Linked DNA regions of Mus musculus: region 1 is linked to region 2. A link is a loop called in an ENCODE intact Hi-C map of the cell type or tissue named here. Cell type or tissue: heart. All regions are shown on one strand. Each heading gives the region's core, and the rest is flanking DNA. Links, peaks and the distances in the headings are about the cores only.

The links. Peaks named below come from ENCODE experiments on the same cell type or tissue, not always from the same donor. Only the 100,000 strongest peaks of a DNase experiment are listed, where the experiment ranks them.
Region 1: a loop joins it to region 2, with 2.3 times the contacts of the local background. A loop is called at or near these places in 2 of 42 quality-filtered maps.

The regions. Positions count from the first base shown.
Region 1 is chr7:130,934,749-130,940,121 of GRCm38, reverse strand. Htra1 (HtrA serine peptidase 1) reads right to left here and starts at 3,919. Exons shown (of 9, transcript NM_019564.3): 1 at 3,379-3,919. The coding sequence starts at 3,850. In heart, for the core only: CTCF peaks have their summits at 2,513 and 3,118; DNase peaks (open chromatin) are centred at 1,101, 2,531, 3,401 and 3,981; H3K4me3 peaks cover 2,315 bases; H3K27ac peaks cover 940 bases; H3K27me3 peaks cover 2,119 bases.
Region 2 is chr7:131,039,793-131,045,165 of GRCm38, reverse strand. Dmbt1 (deleted in malignant brain tumors 1) reads right to left here. Exons shown (of 48, transcript NM_001347632.2): 4 at 3,956-4,279; 5 at 1,480-1,506; 6 at 644-673. Among named protein-coding and RNA genes, the nearest start is that of Dmbt1, 10 kb to the right of the region's middle. In heart, for the core only: a CTCF peak has its summit at 2,316; no DNase peak of the experiment used is centred there.

The DNA.
Region 1 (5,373 bases), core at 247-5,246, 110 kb after region 2:
TTAGATGCAGCACCTCACATGTTGGTTAGTCAAAAGTGTCTCAGGATCCAAAAGGGCCCTTCTTACCCTAGAACAGTTTACCCGTCTGGGAGTCTTGCTGGAAACATCTTTTCTACAACTGCTTATACTCTGGGCTTCTCCTGAGGCAGTAACTAAAGGCAACTTTGTCCTGATTTCTGTGCCTGGTAAAGGAGAGAGTCATCCCTCGTCGTCGTCCCAAAGCCATGGCCATCTGGAGCACTGTTTACTTCAGCTCTTAGCTGCTACTTAGCTGGATCTGGTTTGTAATCTCCGTTGCTCTGTCAACAGCACAGAGCGGTGGCTATGAACAGGTTCACGATCCACACATGAGCTCAAGGTGCTGCTGTGTGATGGTCAGCTGCACCAAGAGAATTACAGCATTGGCACTGTTAGCAGAACCAACGGCCTGGTAAACAGGTGCCCGAAGAAGAAGTACGAATCAGATGGCACCTTTGTTGCTGTTACCCTATATGACTATAACTTTGTTTTTAAACTTGACACAGGGCCTTAATCTGTTGCCGAAACTGGCCTCGAACCCATGGAGCTCTTGCCAGAGTCACAGGCGTGAACCACCACATTCATTTATTTTTTTATTTCTTCTTATGTTCTGGTCAGTAGTAAATAACAGATCCTTGTCCTCTGGTATACTTGTGCATGTCTCAGCCACACTCTGGAGCACTGGTAATTTCTCTCTATTTCCAAACAAGATATGGTCTCTGATTTTTCATTAACCAACTTACAGACAAGAGTTTTACGCAGAGTGATGGCATCTTCTCTCTCCAAACGGCCATCGTGACCCCCTAAAGCAACGCCTTGGACATCGCCTCCCCCCACATTCCCACCCATCTCCTGAGCTTTCTGCCCAGATCCTGCCTCAGGACCTCTCTGGCCTCAGTGTGTTCTCACAGTGGATTCCCTTCATGTCCTCCTCAGGGGTACTTCTCTTCGTCCACCCAGCTTCCACGCCACTCCCACCTGCACTTTGCTCTGAAGCAGGCAGCCAGTTCTCCTTACTCAAGGGTGACATCAAGTACACTAGCTGTCCCTGGACACCAGCTGCTAAAAGCGGGGGCCAGAAAGGGACTGAATGAAAGCAGCTCACTGACTCACAGACTCTGCTCCTGGGACCTTAAGACAGCCTCAGATGGAGAGTCAGGGCGAAGCCAGGCTGAGGGTCGGCTGTGTACGCCAAGTATCTCCTGTCTTTCTATCCATCCTCCCACGTAACTAGCTGTCCCTAAGTACCAGGCACACATGTCAGACGTGATACAGAGCAACAGATATTTACAAAAGGAGGGGAGATGGCTACCACCAGCTCTATGCTTCATCTGTGGCTGTCTCCACACTTAGGGGCCACTGGGGCCCTGCTGGCCAACAAAGGACCTGTCTCCCCAATACAACTCAACCAGCCAAGTATTTGGCCTCTGCTGATGTCTGTAACTCCTGGCCTTGTGCAGCAAGACTACAAAGAGTGACAGCTACCTGGTTTCCCACCAAAATGTGCTTTTTAAAAAAAAAAAAAATGTCACCTGTGCACACTCAGATTCTGGTGAAAGTAGCCCAGATTCCTACCTTCTGCCCTCCCCCTCTAGGCTAGTTCTACGCCAGCCCTCCTCTGAACAGAGCCTATTCAAGAACTACTCAAGGATATCTGCACGTGTGACACACTACTTCCTCCCCAGGGGACTCTGAGCCACCACTGTGGGTCACTTCTGCCCGTGTCTGTCTAACTAACTAACTAACTAACTAACTAACTAACACCAATCTATTCTCCACCTCAAAGTATCCACTCAGGAGCTACATAGTTCTCTACCTCTCCCCAAGGTGAGTTGGCTGGTCCAGCCCCCTGGAAGCCCATTTCCCATAGCCTTGAGGTCTAGCTCTGGCCTGTTCTGAGTTTGCCAGCATTCAGGTTCCAGCTGAGTGACCTTGGACAAGTTATTCATCCCCAGTTCCACCTCATCTAAGACAAAGACGAGGCCAGGAGCTTCCTCCTCCCGGGTCTAGGAGACCAAATAGAGTCACAGGATAACTCACTTGTCACATGGGCTGGGACTTAGTAGGTAGGGACCCCGGGATCAGTCCTCTCTGAAAACAAACAAACAAACAAACAAACAAACAAACAAAAACCCTTTTCTTCTCTCTATGGAGGCTGAGTTTCCTGGGACTGAGGTCCAGTCCTGTGCTCCTGTGGTAAGAATATAAACACCAGCCCACCTCTTCCTACACCACCTGGAGTACTTTCCTGTGCATTCGAGTAAAGTTTTGCCAAATTCAAAGTGGTCATAGGCGACCATATTCCTATAAAGAAAAATCTAGCTCAATCTCTCTTTCCCTCTCCCGTGCTTTCCTGTCCTCCCCACCACATGGGGGGTGGGGGGGCGGAGGGGAGGGAGGTGCTAGGTTTGGGCAGGAGCCCTGTAGCTGAAGCCAAATGTACTGGAGCCCAGCTGGCTGGTCCCCACAGCGCTGTAGTGGCCAGTATGAATTTACTGTTTTTCCACAGGGTATCTCTGGATTTAACCGAAGCTTTTCTCTGGAAGGTCCTGCAGGGAGCTGGGCAGTTCTCCAAGCCCCTTTACCCTGTCGCCACCACCACGTCCAGCTCTTGTGGGTACAGAAAGGTCCCACAAGGAGAGAGAGGGTAGAGGGTGCATTTTTTTCTTCATCCCCAGTGGGCCCCTCCTCTACCTCAAATTTCACGGTCCACTACCTGGTTGAACTCAGGCAAAAGGACCAAAGGACCAAAAAAGGACCAAATCGTGGGCGTTTTTGTAAAGTTGATTTAAATCAATGGAGGAAGAGGGCCGGAGTTACTAAATCGTTTTCTGCTTAGGAGGCGGGGTGAGAAAAATGCTTGCTGAGTTGAGCAGAGATGTTCCCTCTCCCCAAAGTGAAAGTTTTCACGAAGAGGTTCTATAAGAAAAACACTGCTTAGATAGTTCCAAGAAGAGAGGACTCAGCAGAAAGGGAGAAGGAAGGGAAGGCGACAAGAGTTCTTGCGATCCCAAAGCCATGTATCTCAACATTGCCAAGATCCCTGGTATGATACGCGGCTTTCCCCAGCGCGATGCCTAGTCACCCCGGCCAGGGGGTGCTGGACCAAAGCGCGCAAAGCACCTGCTTGGCGTTTCTCGAAACGACCCGATGCTTGGCGCAGAAATAGGGCCGGAGGGAGCCTTTGAAACACAGCTACCCCGAGCCCCATCGTCTCTCTCTCCCACTAACTGGATGCCTAGAACACCCCGCAGTGCTTCTCTGCACCTCCGCATCCCCTCCCGACGGTCCTGACTGGTCGGGCTGAGTTGGCGAGAGTGGGGAGCCACCCAGGAGTGCAGCGCAGGGCGGGGCGGGTACCTTGGCCGCAGGCGCCGCGCTGCAGGACGATGACCGGCGGCTGGCGAAGCTTCTCGGAGCGGCGGCTGGCGGCGCGCAGCTGGCACAGGTTGGTGTAGGTCTTGGCGTCGCTACCACACACCGGCTCGCTGCTGGCACACACGCACAGGCCGGCCTGTGCGCGCCGTCGTACTGTGGCCGAGGCCGGCACCCCGAAGGGCACTACGCATTGCAGCCCCTCGCCGCAGGGACCCTCCTGCAGGCCGCACGCTGCACCCTCGAGCGCGCCGCACACCTCGCAGCAGCCGCACGCGTCGCGGACGCGGCCACCCTCGCAGTCCGTGGGCGGCGGGGCGCAGCGGGTGGGATCGCAGTGCTCGGGACAGACGGTGGCAGCTGGGGCCGAGCGGCCGGTCCCCGACGGCAACGCCAAGGAAGGAGCCGCTAGCAGCAGCAGTAGCAAAGACAGGAGCGTGGTACGCAGGGACTGCATGACGACTCCGACGGCCACGGGCTGGACCACAGCCGAAAAACCGCGCTCGGGACGGTGTGTCGGGGTCTTGGGGACAGCGGGTGCGAGTGTGCGCGGCCGTACGGTTAAGCCCATTGGCCTAGCGGCGGTGACGAAGCGCCAGGGGGACGGGCACCGCTCCCGGGAGGGGGGCCGATCGGGGACTGCCTGCGGGGACGAGGCGGGGCGGGCCGCGACTCCACCCTCCGGCTGGCTCAGTTTCTCATTCTAGGATTCTTTTTCCTCAGAGATTGAAGACCTTAAGACCAAAGTGGCACTTAACAGAGGGAAACCTGCCTAGCACTGCGCAATCGCCTGGAAAGTTCCCAGGTCGTCCAGTGCGGAGGGCGGTCACATCGACCCCGGCCACAGCTGCAATGGACCGGTGCCCAGCTTGGGGGACTGTGGCTGTGAACTTGACGCCGCCGTGGGAAGGCAGCGTCAGCAGGACTGGCAGAAACCCAGTGCCCAGACCTAGTTTCAAGTGAGAGAAGCAAAAAGCATTGGCGAATGACAGTGTAAACCTTCCTAACGCTTCTCTTTTAAAGTTGCTTTCGGTGGAGTGCATGCCATAGCACGCCTCGGGTATCTGGGTTTGGTACTTGGAGGGCCACCGGGAGCATGCCGTGGCCACCGGGCTTTGTACAGTTTGTACTTTTTCACCCTGAGCTGTTAGGGAATGCGTTGTTACCACACAGAAGCGCCCAGCCCGCGCCTGCAGTCCCAGCGCTCGGGCAAATCAAGGTGTCCCAAAACAAGATGTTTTATTTTGAGCTCTCACATGAGGATTTAAGTGACGTTTGGGACCGAGATGAGTCTAAGAATCATCAGGAAGAGCAACTGTCACCCCGGAGGCAGATCTCTGTGCCTGGCCAACACAGAACACATAAATCTTGTATTGGAAGATGAGAGAATTAAAGTATGTGCTGTCCCCACCTGAGTTCCCCATGCACCTCGCCATAACACACCCCAGGGTGGTGGGCAGAGTGCTGCTGACCCTGACTCAAGGAGGAGTCGCTGATAGGGCGCTAATCTACATCCGGGTTGTTCCCTTGTGCAGAATTCCTTAAAACAACTCCCCTCAAAGCAGTCCCCGAGGTAAGCCTCAACTTCGTCCAAGTCCCACACATCAAGGGGTAAGAGAGGGGTAAGAGAGACACACACCCACGCATATGCACATGCACACACACACAGTCTCTGATATGAGAAGTACTTTTGTGTCTGGCTGGAATCCTCAGACTACAGAAACATAGATGTCTACTGGTCCTCCTCTGTCCCCTGTGCTCTCTCCTCTTCCCTTCTGCCAGTAAACTCCCTTTTATACCAGTTCTGTTGCATGGCATAATTTCTCAGAGGCACACCTTGACATGGGTTCACCATGGTACCCCCCTTGCCACATTATATTTCATATTAGTGCTGTGACCCCGGCTCTCCTGGCGCTTGTGTTCCTTCTGGTTCTATGCCATGCATGGGGACCCTAGTTCCACCTGAAACAAATCTGCTTT
Region 2 (5,373 bases), core at 57-5,056:
GTCTACCCAGCAGTGTGACACCCATGTCTCTCATCTCTACTCCATCCCTGATTTCTGTGTCCACCGATTCAGTTGGATTCCTCCAGACAGCAGATGCATCACTAGCACCAGCAGGAATACTACCACCAGCAGCAGCAGGAGCAACAGCAACAGCAGCAGCAGGAGCCACAGCAGCAGCAGCAGCAGCAGCAGCAGCGCTGGCCATTTGTCCTCGTTATCTCCATTGTCAACAGAACCCCAGCTAAGTCATGTACAGGTCTCTCAATCTGGGAGTTACCCAGAACAGGATTGACTATAGCCCTGTCTGTATGGATTTTCTTGATCGATAACTGTCAGAGAAATCCAGCCCATTGTCCTTGGGCAATGTGAGCCTGCGCTGTATAAGACGCTAGCTAAGCATGAGCCAGAAAGTCAGTAAGCTGGGCTGCTCCAAGGCCTCTGCTTCAGTTCCTGCCTCCAGCTGGAACCTCAGGAACTGGCCTTGGCTTCACTCAGTGATGGGTGGTGACCTGTAAGCCCAACGGACCTGTCCTCCTCCAAGTTGCTTAGGGCCAGTGTGTGATCACAGCAACAGGACTCAGAATCTCTCCCCATTCTATCAGTAACCCAAAGACAGAAACAAGAGTGAAGGAGATGGCCTTACCGTTATTTGTCCCTCCTGGATTCCACCAGCCTTAATAAAGAAAAAGCTTAGTTTAGAATTGGATCCACCATGTAGAGATGGTCTCATACAAGATACACTTAGCCTGAACTGCACTACACAGCCATGCCTTCTGAGAGGTTGGGGGTGGGGGTGGGAATCAGTGTTTCAGTTTGGCTATGCCCAAGGTCTAGGCATAGAGGTGAACTACACATCATGTCCAATGTGGTAAAAAAAAAAAAAAAACAGCTGGACATGGTGGCAACATTTTGGAATCCTAGAACTCGGAAACTACAGACAAGAGGATCAGGAGTTCAAGGGGACCCTTGCCAAATCAGCAAGTCTGAAGTTAGCCTGGGCTCTGTGGGTCTCAAAAAGAAGTAAATAAACAAACCAATAGCAAACAAGTGGCCCTACAACCTTGCTAACATTAAATTCTGATTCGGCTTGGGACAAGCCAGAGTTGGCCCAAGTGTGAAGAGGGCATGATATCCTTACATATCATCTGCCGACCACAGATCCCTGAGTCTTCTTCATGTCTCCTAGTCAGAGCTTCTTGCAGAAGGACTGAATCCAAGACCTACATCCAGATATTCTACTCGATTCTAACATCAACTGAAAATTGAGACCAGGGCAACATAAAATTGAAGACTATAACTGTCTTAGCACAGGGGCCTTTTTTGCTATAGCTGGCAGGAGTTTCTATTGTCATTACTGTCTAGATGGGACACTATATATTTCATCCTACTGTCATTTATTACTATNTAGTGGGCCAGCCTCTATCACAATATAGGAGGAAGTTATACACTGATACAAGTCTATATTTTCAATGTACTTACCAGGTGTGGGACTGCTTGTTTGAGAATCTGTGAAAGGAATAAAAACAAATTCAGAGTGTGTGTTTCGACCACAAGGATCCTGGCAAAAATCCTTTCTAAAGGGATAGTTTCTACACCTATTCTTTGTGGGCTTCACCCCAAAGACAAAACTTAAATACCTTTTTCATTGGTCAAAAGAGCAAGATAATCTTTGTAATATTCCAGTTGGCCCTCTGTACCCATAGGCTTCTTCACAAATTACATAAGTGGTAAATCATAAATATTAAAGAAAAGCAGCCTGCCCCTGTATTATTGAGCATGAAAACCTTTCCCTCTTGCCATATTCACATGAGCAATGTGGAACAGCACTGAGTCACACAAGGCTGATATTCTATGAGGGACTAGATCTGGGATGCCTGGAAGGACACAGGAGGGCGTCTGTGGGTCACACACCAGTTGATAAAAGACTTGAGTGTCGTATGCTTTGGGTAGAAGCAAAGAAGTTCTTGGAACCCATTTCCTTTGCATGTGAGACTATATGTGTGTGTTTCTGTGTCTGTGTATTTATCACTATGTATGTTTGTGTGTCTCTGTCCATCCAAGTATATGTATGTGTGTATCGTTTGTCTGTTTCTGTCTGAGTGTGTGTGTGTGTGTGTGTGTGTGTGTGTGTGTGTGTGTGTGTGTCTTTAAAAGTATAAACCAGGTAGGGACTTCTGAAGGTGACAGTGCCCCTAGAATTTAGAAAGAACAGTTAGAACAAACCAAGTGGAGTCTGGTGAGGGACAGGACAAAGGCGACCTGCTCCAGGACACCATAGCATCTGCAGTGAGCTGCCTGAGGCTATAGGGGGTGGTGTTGGAACATGGTTATGGCAAGCACACTAGGGTAGACTGAGTGAACTGCAGTACCCTGTATAAGAAGAAATGAAACCAGGATGTATGCTGGGTACCAGGGCTCATTGAAGTAATCCCAGCACTGGGGAAATGAAGATGGGGAATTCATAGCTCAAGGACAGCAGCCTGGGTTATACATATACTAATATACTGATAAACTTATTTATCAGTAAGATAATCAATGTAGAAAACAGGAAAGAACATGAGGAATTGAAACATTCAGATGTCCAGATGCAGAGGAAGCTACTCTAAGAGCATCAGGACACAGTGTGGTACTCTGAGGTACCAGCCCGCCCAATTGAGGTTAGCACCATGCAAAGCCTCAGGCCATCCATTCTGAGTAGCATGCAGCAGTGGGGTCTATGATGCCCAGTGATGTGTGTATAAAACATACCAGACATGTTGTGTCAGCCATGAATGTGCAAAGAGCAAAGCTGATGACCCAGGTAACATATTTGGTGAAAACTAGAGGGAGTGAGCAATGTGTGTCTTATCAATAATTCCCTAGTGTCAGAAGAAAAAGCATGACCCTGAAATGAACAGGAGAAGAGGGGACTCCAAGCTGTCGACATTGACCTGAGCAAGGGGAGGCACAGACATCTTTGAGAAATAGAAGGACACTTGATAGAAAGCACCTGAATTTCACCTGGACTCCCAGGGAAGACAGACTCAGCATTTCTACAGATGTAGCTGAGGCTGATGCTCCAAGGTGGGGGTTGCCAAAGCAGACCATGAGTAATACAGCTACTCATGTACTTCTACCATGTACTCCATGCCCCAGGTGGACCCGGTTTTATGCAGTTTAATAATAGCAAGTAAAAAACCATGACCACCTGCAGACATGACAGGAAACCAGGGTTCTATGTTACTGTGTGGGTAATGGGCCAACAACACAGTCAGCCTTGACTTGTTGAAGATTCAAAGATCCACCTTCACAGTTAAAGGATTCTGTAGGACTCTAGCAATCCTCTCTGCTATATCCATGTCCAAATATTTGTCAATTTACCTCATGAACATACTACATAGGACCTAACTGCCATGTCCACACCACCAACATTCATGAATAACATTCCCAGTGTGTTATCATGATTGAGCTATTGAACCCGATCTGTGAGAACCCAGGACTCTGCAGACCCTGAGGGACTGAAGGAGTTACTGAAGCTTCCCCAGAAGAGTCCTTCAGCAAAACTTTTTGGGAAGGATTCTGGGGAACACTATGGAAAAAGAAGAGTGAATTTGCTCACCTTGCTATTCGGTACAGCTTTGCCCTTCTGATAGTTCAAATTCAGCATAGAAACAGGATTCCAATACTCCAGACCAAAGCTGGATTACCTTTTGCAAGAGCACATGTATGCTGACCTTTGACCTTACTCATGGGTAAGACTTGACATTGCATTTCCATTGCTTACCTCTCTCACAGAAACTCTACACTCACTAGAGACTGAGAGCCTTGTGCAGGACAATGACTGAGAAAGGCATTGTCCTGGATAGTCACCAGTCCTTACAAGGACCAATGAAGTGGCCAGAATGGAGTTCTGACAGCATTCATAGTGACCTGAGCTCATTGCTGTCAGGCAGATGTAATGATCACTGGGTCTTACCTGAACAGATGACTCCAGCATCTTCCTGGTGTCCACAGTTATGAGAGAGCCAGCCTCGGTGGGAACATCTCCACAGATAGTCCTCATAGCCTCCACAGGCCACGTCATCCATGACAATGGGCCCTGAGCCCTGTCCAAACCTGGCATTTCCCGGGGCAGACACGGCCAAGCCACAGCCCAGCTGCCTGCACACCACGTTGGCATCATTGAGGTCCCAGCTGTCGTCACACACAGTGCCCCAGGAACCCTGGTAAAGGATCTCCACTCGACCCTGACACCTGTCTCCTCCATTCACCAGCCTCACGGCCAAACCAGAATCTGTTCCTGGAAAGACATGGTGGTTTCTCCATTGTTGGTCATGTCTCACTTGTACACTTGGTGGCAGCTCACTCATGAACTTTAAAGCAATATAGGACATGAACAGCTCCTGCTGCTGCATCCTGGCCACACTGACCTGTAAAGATCTGTACCCTCTCACTTTGCCTGTGAACCTTCACTACAATGCTCTCTACTTCTGTCCTAGACATGAGGACCAAGTTGGTCACCCGGGTGAATAAGTTTCTGCAAACTGTGTTGGCATAGGTTGAATCTGCCTTGAATAGTGACAAGAAACTTACTCTACCTTGTACCTATGGCTTGGAGGTACTTGGAGGGCCGTGTACTGTAGAATCAAGACTATTTCAAGGAGAGAGAGATTGCAAACCCCTCCCAACTCCTCACACACTGGACCTGCACACATTACTCTCTACCTTGAGCCATACCTGTCAGCAGTAAATGAGAAGGCAGAGCAGGTTGGTCTAAAATAGACCAAAGGGGCTTAAAGATGATCCTACCGTCAAAAGAGTGCATGGCAAAGGCTCTCAACAGCTGCTTACATACACATGGTTGACAGTTTACATTAGAATTGCTTTCAGGCCTAATACAAAATTATAAACCTGAATGAGCTGCCTGTCCCCTACTGTCCTGGATCACATGACTGCCTCATGTACCCTAGGCTACACTGAAACTCAACAACCTACTAGCTCAGCATCATGAGTGGTAGAATATTGTATGTCATCCTACACTCTCAGCTGTGTGTGTGTGTGTTGTCTATGTGCTGTTGTGTGTGTTATGTATGTGTGTGTGGTTGTGTATATGTGTGTGTGGACATGCTCATTTTTTTTACTGTTTTGGAAATTACTCTAATCTGTCCTCTTTAAATGAGAGACAAATTTCAAACATATGTTTAAATTACTTTAAAAGAGCCCTGGCTCTCAGACACAGTGCCTTCAAGAGTATACTTGGTACTGGGGATTGGAGTGATGATATCAAGACATTAACCCACTGGCACCCAGCAACCAGCTCTGCATAACCTTCAAAGGTCTCAGGATACAGAAAGAATTGACCTCTCCCCTACACAGCAGCTCCTGATATAAACT